Regions from separate parts of the Homo sapiens genome. Here region 1 is linked to region 2. Evidence: read pairs that join two places in POLR2A ChIA-PET (ENCODE). Cell type or tissue: B cell. All regions are shown on one strand. Each heading gives the region's core, and the rest is flanking DNA. Links, peaks and the distances in the headings are about the cores only. Region 1 overlaps PPP1R37 (protein phosphatase 1 regulatory subunit 37). Region 2 has its middle 4.5 kb from the start of RELB.

What was found. Peaks named below come from ENCODE experiments on the same cell type or tissue, not always from the same donor. Only the 100,000 strongest peaks of a DNase experiment are listed, where the experiment ranks them.
Region 1: POLR2A ChIA-PET joins it to region 2 with 8 read pairs; 3 of 35 experiments call an interaction of 5 or more read pairs at or near these places.

Annotation. Positions count from the first base shown.
Region 1 is chr19:45,135,937-45,138,841 of GRCh38, forward strand. It overlaps PPP1R37 (protein phosphatase 1 regulatory subunit 37), which reads left to right. Exons shown (of 13, transcript NM_019121.2): 2 at 2,578-2,675. Among named protein-coding and RNA genes, the nearest start is that of NKPD1, 24 kb to the right of the region's middle. RefSeq lists enhancers at 1-67, 1,674-1,773, 1,952-2,524 and a silencer at 202-402. In B cell, for the core only: no CTCF peak of the experiment used is centred there; a DNase peak (open chromatin) is centred at 1,475; H3K4me3 peaks cover 590 bases; H3K27ac peaks cover 1,230 bases.
Region 2 is chr19:44,995,487-44,998,391 of GRCh38, forward strand. No RefSeq gene overlaps it. Among named protein-coding and RNA genes, the nearest start is that of RELB, 4.5 kb to the right of the region's middle. In B cell, for the core only: no CTCF peak of the experiment used is centred there; no DNase peak of the experiment used is centred there.

The DNA.
Region 1 (2,905 bases), core at 115-2,614, 140 kb after region 2:
CACACCCAGCTAATTTTTGTATTTTTAGTAGAGGCTGAGTTTCGCCGTGTTGCCCCGGCTGGTCTTGAAATCCTGACCTCAAGTGATCCGTCCACCTCAGCCTTCCAAAGTGCTGGGATTACAGGCATGAGCCACCATGCCTGGCCTGGAATGATGATTTTTAAGGCGAAACATTAAATAGGATTGCAAAGGATGCCAGTTGGAATATCATTAGCTAAATGCTCTTCCTCACTGAATTGACATGTGAAGCGATAGGATGTAGCAGCAGCTGTAATAAGGCCTTCAGTCTCAGAGTAGTGATGGGCATTCAGAATCTGCAGTAACTTGATGCAATGGGAAAATATCTGTCGTTTCTTTTCATGTCAGTCTCAAGGTCTGCTAAACACTGTTTCTTTTCTCTCTCTCTTTTGGCCTCTGTTAATAAGAAGGAAATGCTAAATTTCAGTTCCATTCATGAAAATAAAGAGATAAGTGTCTCCCCTCAAGTTCGTGGGCCCTTTGGGGGTCAAATGGTTAAGACCAGGGCATGCATGGGCTTGTCCATGGCTTGGGGTAGCTGCTGCAGTCCTGGGGGCTGCCTTCCCAGGCAGGGCAAGCTCCGGTCCCCACTAGAGCTCCAGGGTCACCAAGCACATGGGCCTTTGTCAGACAGCTCCCTTTCTGTCTGCAAGAGGGGCACCTGCCATCAGCTGATCCCCTGCAGCTCCTCCCAGGCCTCCACCCCCAAGGAGGAGGAAGTGCTCAGGCAGGGACCAGGCCTGACCTCTGGGGAGGCTGGCGGCTGGCCTCTGTCGGCTTCTTTCCTCCAGCACCGCAGTTCAGCAACCCACCGCCACCCAGCACAGTGGCCAGAGCGGAGTCCCAGGGTCTGATGTTAGACTCTGCTCTGGACCAGCCACCTGGTCCCAGGGAGACACCATACTTTACCCAGACCTCAGCTTCTTCCCCTAGAAAATGGGGCAGTGCTTGATGAGACCAGGGGTCCAGAGCCCCTGGCCTAGCAGGGTGGCAGGAGGAGGAGTCCACACGGAGATATTACTGGACTGGGAGCTCTCTCAGGGACTCCCACTGCGTCCAGCAGCAGCGGATTGGCAGCAGGGCGAGGGGCCCCCCCCCCAAGAAGCTGCCAGCAAGCCCTCTTCCTGGCCCCCTTCCCTGCCCATTGTGGCATCTCCATGCCCAATATCTGCTGGCCCGAAGATCTTTCTAACGGCCAGTCCTGACCTCTCCCTCTTCTGCTCCTAGCCTTTCCTTCCTGCTCCGCTGGTCACCCTGAGGTAAAATCCAAGCTCTAATAGCCAAAAACTGGAAACAGTACAAATTCCTGTCAGCTGGTGAATGGGCAAACACAACGCAGCACATCCTATAATTACTCTTCAGCAGTATAAAGGGACTGAAACTCACGCTCATTATGCTCAGTAAGAGAAGCCAACCGCAGAAGGCCACACAGTTTCAATTCCATTTTAATGAAATGTCCAGAAAAGGCAAATCTGTGTAGATAGAAAGCCCAGCCCTCCCTTCCGCATGGTGGCGGCTGTGGCCCTCCAGGGACCGGGGCTGCAGCTGTTGGGTTTGGGCTACGTCCCTTCATTCATGCTGGGAGCCACTGCCTGTTAGCCTGGGAACACCCGGGACCAGGCCTGTCTCTTCCAACTGCTTCTGTGTCCTGCGTCAAGGGGCCGGGCCCTGAATAGCGTACGGCGATGTTTAGCTGTTGAGAGTGTTTTGGGAGTGGGGATCCTGAGAGGCACGTGGCATTGTAGTTGAGAGCTGAGTTCAAAGCCCGGCTCGCATATATACCAGGTGTGTGATCTTGGGCAAGGTTGTTTCTCTGAGCTTGGTTTCCTCATAGGGTTGAAGTGAGGATTCATTCTTTCACCCAAAAATACAAAAATACAAAAAAAAAAAAAACAAACCAAGGACCAAGTACAGTGGCTCATACCTGTAATCCCAGCACTTTGGGAGGCTGAGGCAGAAGGATTGCTGAAGCCCAGGAGTTCGAGACCAGCCTGGGCAACATAGTGACACCCCATCTCCACCAGAAATAAAAATGATCTGGGCGTGACAGTGCAAGCGTTTGGTCTCTGCTGCTCGGGAGGATGCTTGAGCCTGGGAGGTCAAGGCTGCAGTGAGCCATGTTCTCACCACTTTACTTCAGCCTGAGCAACAGAGTGAGACCCTGTCTCAAAAACAAACAAAACACCGAGACAGTGTTGGAGACATGGTGGTGACCAAGACAGCCCCAGTCCTGTCCTCCTGGGCTCCCGGGCTAGTAGGGGAGGTGGCTGATGTGTAGAAAGATTGTGTGCTGTTCATTGTGTATTTGTGTGAAGGTGCTTGGAGCGGAGGTGAGGCGTGGAGGGCAGTGGTGACTTGGGGTGGGGGTGCCCAAGGGCACTTTACCTCGGGCAGTGGCCAGCGGGGGGCCTGAAAGGGAGGACAGAGCTCAGGCAGCCTGTTGTTGGGGGAGGGCTGAAGAGGGCAGTATGGGCAGAGGCCTTAGGGCGGGAGTGGGTGGAGCCCCATGAAGGACTCGGGGTGTGGACAGTCACAGGCCTGGGTCCCCTGTGCCTGCAGCCCAGAATGTGACCGTGGACGAGGTCATCGGCGCCTACAAGCAGGCCTGCCAGAAGCTGAACTGCAGGCAGATCCCCAAGCTCCTCAGGCAGCTGCAGGTATGGGCGGGACAGGGTGGGTGCGTCCGGTGTGGGTGTCAAGGGGGGCCCTAGGGTGGAACCAGCCCAGCAGGAGAGGGCCTCCCACTCCCCAGCCCCAGGTGTTCATGAATACATCTTTGAAAGCCTGCTGCTCAGCTAGAGAATGAATCAGTTTCTTCATAAATTTGAAGAGCACAGAATTCTATAAAGTAAGACATTCAGGTATCTGTCAGCCCCAAAAGAAACGC
Region 2 (2,905 bases), core at 176-2,675:
CAACCCCTGTCCACTTCTTTTTTTCTTTGAGAGAGTCTTGCGTTGTCCCCCAGGCTGGAGTGCAGTGGCACAATCACAGCCCTGCAGCCTTGACCTGCTGGCTCAAGCGATCCTCCTGCCTCAGCCTCCCAACTACCTAGGACCACAGGCAAGTGCCACTACGCCTGCGTAATTATTTATTTATTTATTTAGTATTTTTATTTATTATTATTATTTTTTGAGATGGAGTCTCACTCTTGTTGCCCAGGCTGGAGTGCAGTGGCACGATCTTGGCTCACTGCAACCTCCACCTCCCGGGTTCAAGCGATTCTTCTGCCTCAGCCTCCTGAGTAGCTGGGATTACAGGCACCCACCATCACACCCGGCTAATGTTTGTATTTTTAGTAGAGACAGGGTTTCACCATCTTGGCCAGTCTGGTCTCGAACTCCTGACATTGTGATCCACCTGCCTCGGCCTCCCAAAGTGCTGGGATTACAAGTGTGAGCCACAGCACCTGGCCGCCTGCGTAATTTTTAAATTTTTTGTAGAGTTGGGGTCTCTCGATGTTGCCAAAGCTGGTTTCAAACTCCTGGCCTCAAGCAGTCCTCCCAGCTGGGCCTCCCAAAGTGCTGGGATTACAGGCCTGAGCCATCACAGCTGGCTTATCCCTTCTTTATCTTACCCATGTGTCCTCCAAGCTGTGGCTCCAATGCTCACTCCTGTAGGAAGCCCTCCCTGACTGCCAAGTTCTCTGGGGTCTCTCATGGCAGCCCTGCCCACTGTGAGTCATCACTGGGGACAGGTTGGTCTCTTCCACTGGATGGAGCCCCGTGAGGACATAGCCAGACCTGTCTTGATCACTGCTGTGTCCCCAGCATAGGGCCAAACACAGAGAAGCCACGCCAGGAATATTTAATGAGTGCATGTTGAACAACCCCAACATTCACTTTCCCAGACACATGAACACATCCAGAAGTGTGGACCTCGGTGGGGCTCATATTCAGACACTGGAGACTGTGACAAGCAGTCAACAAATGTAACAGCTGAACCCTGCCCCTGGGTAGTGCCGTGTGCTGGGGTGTTTTGTGTATACAGCCAGGACCAAGACAGACCCAGACCTGCCGTCATGGGGCTCACAGCCCAGCAGAAATCCTGAGCACTGAGGATATCTGACATGTCCTTTTTAATTTTTATTTTTATTTATTTACTTTTTTTTTTTTTTTTGAGATGGAGTCTCGCTCTGTTGCTCAGGCTGGAGTGCAGTGGCACGATCTCGGCTCACTGCAGCCTTCGCCTGTCGAGTTCAAGCAATTCTCCTGTCTCAGCCTCCTGAGTAGCTGGGACTACAGGCACCTGCTACCAAGCCCAGCTAACTTTTGTATTTTTAGTAGAGACAGAGTTTCACATTTCACCATATTGGTCAGGCTGGTCTCGAACTCCTGACCTCAAGTGATCTGCCTGCCTCGGCCTCCCACAGTGCTGAGATTACAGGCATGAGCCACGGCGCCTGGCTATCCTTTATTTATTTATTTATTTATTTATTGAGACAAAGTCTTGCTCTGTCGCCCAGGCTGGAGTGCAGTGGCGCGATCTCGGCTCACTGTAAGCTCTGCCTCCCAGGTTCAAGCAATTCTTCTACCTCAGCCTCCTGAATAGCTGGGATTACAGGAGTGCGCCACCACGTCCAGCTAATTTTTGTATTTTTAGTAGAGATGGTATTTTACCATGTTGATCAGGCTGGTCTCAAACTCCTGACCTCATGATCCACCCGCCTCAGCCTCACAAAGTGCTGGGATTACAGACGTGAGCCACTGTGCCTGGCCCCTTTTTATTTATTTGTGTTCTTTTTGAGATGGAGTCACTGTCACCCAGGCTGGAGTGAGTGCAGTGGCACGATCTCACTTCACTGCAACCTCCGCCTCCTGGGTTCAAGTGATTCTCCTGCCTCAGCCTCCTGAATAGCTGGGATTATAGGTGCCCGCCACCACACCAGCTAATTTTTGTATTTTTAGTAGACATGGGGTTTCACCATGTTGGCCAGGCTGGTCTTGAACTCCTGACCTCAGGTGATCTGCCTGCCTCAGCCTCCCAAAGTGTTGGGATTACAGGCATGAGCCACCGTGCCTGGCCCTGACATGTCCTTTTAGTCATTCAGCAAACTTTTTTTTTTTTTTTTTTTTTTTGAGACAGTCTCACTCTGTCACCTAGGCTGGAGTGCAGTGGCGTGATCTCAGCTCACTGCAGCCTCCACTTCCTGGGTTCAAGTGATCGTCCTGCCTCAGCCTCCCTAGTAGCTGGGACTACAGGCACATGCCACCACACCCAGTTAGTTTTGTATTTTTAGTAGAGACGGGGTTTCACCACGTTGGCCAGGCTGGTCTTGAACTCCTGACCTCAGGTGATCCGCCTGCCTTGGCCTCCCAAAGTGCTGGGATTACAGGCATGAGCCACTGCACCCAGCCTCAACAAACATTTTTGAGGCCTGGCATTGGCAAGAGGCAGAGAGGAATCAGGAGAGCTTCTGGTCCTATAACAATTGGAGCTGCTATTTGTCATCCTTATCATAAGCCAAGCACTAGTGTAAGTGCTGCATGTGGTTGGCTTCATCCATTACATTTAATATTATTCAGTGTCCTCGTCACCTTACTGGTCCATCACTCTGCCCTCATCTCTACCCCTTTCCTGTCAGTCACTCTGCACCAGCCTTCTTGCTATTCCTTAAGCATGCCATGCATGTTCCTACCACAGGGCCTTTGCACGTGCTAGCCCCTGTGCTTTGAACACTCTCCCCCAGATATCCACATGAATCCCTCACCTCCTTTGACTCCCTGTTCAAATGGCACCTCTCAGACCCTGATCTTCCTAACCCAAACTATCTTCCGAACTCCTTCTCGTTATCCTGCTCTATCCTGTAATACTGCCATC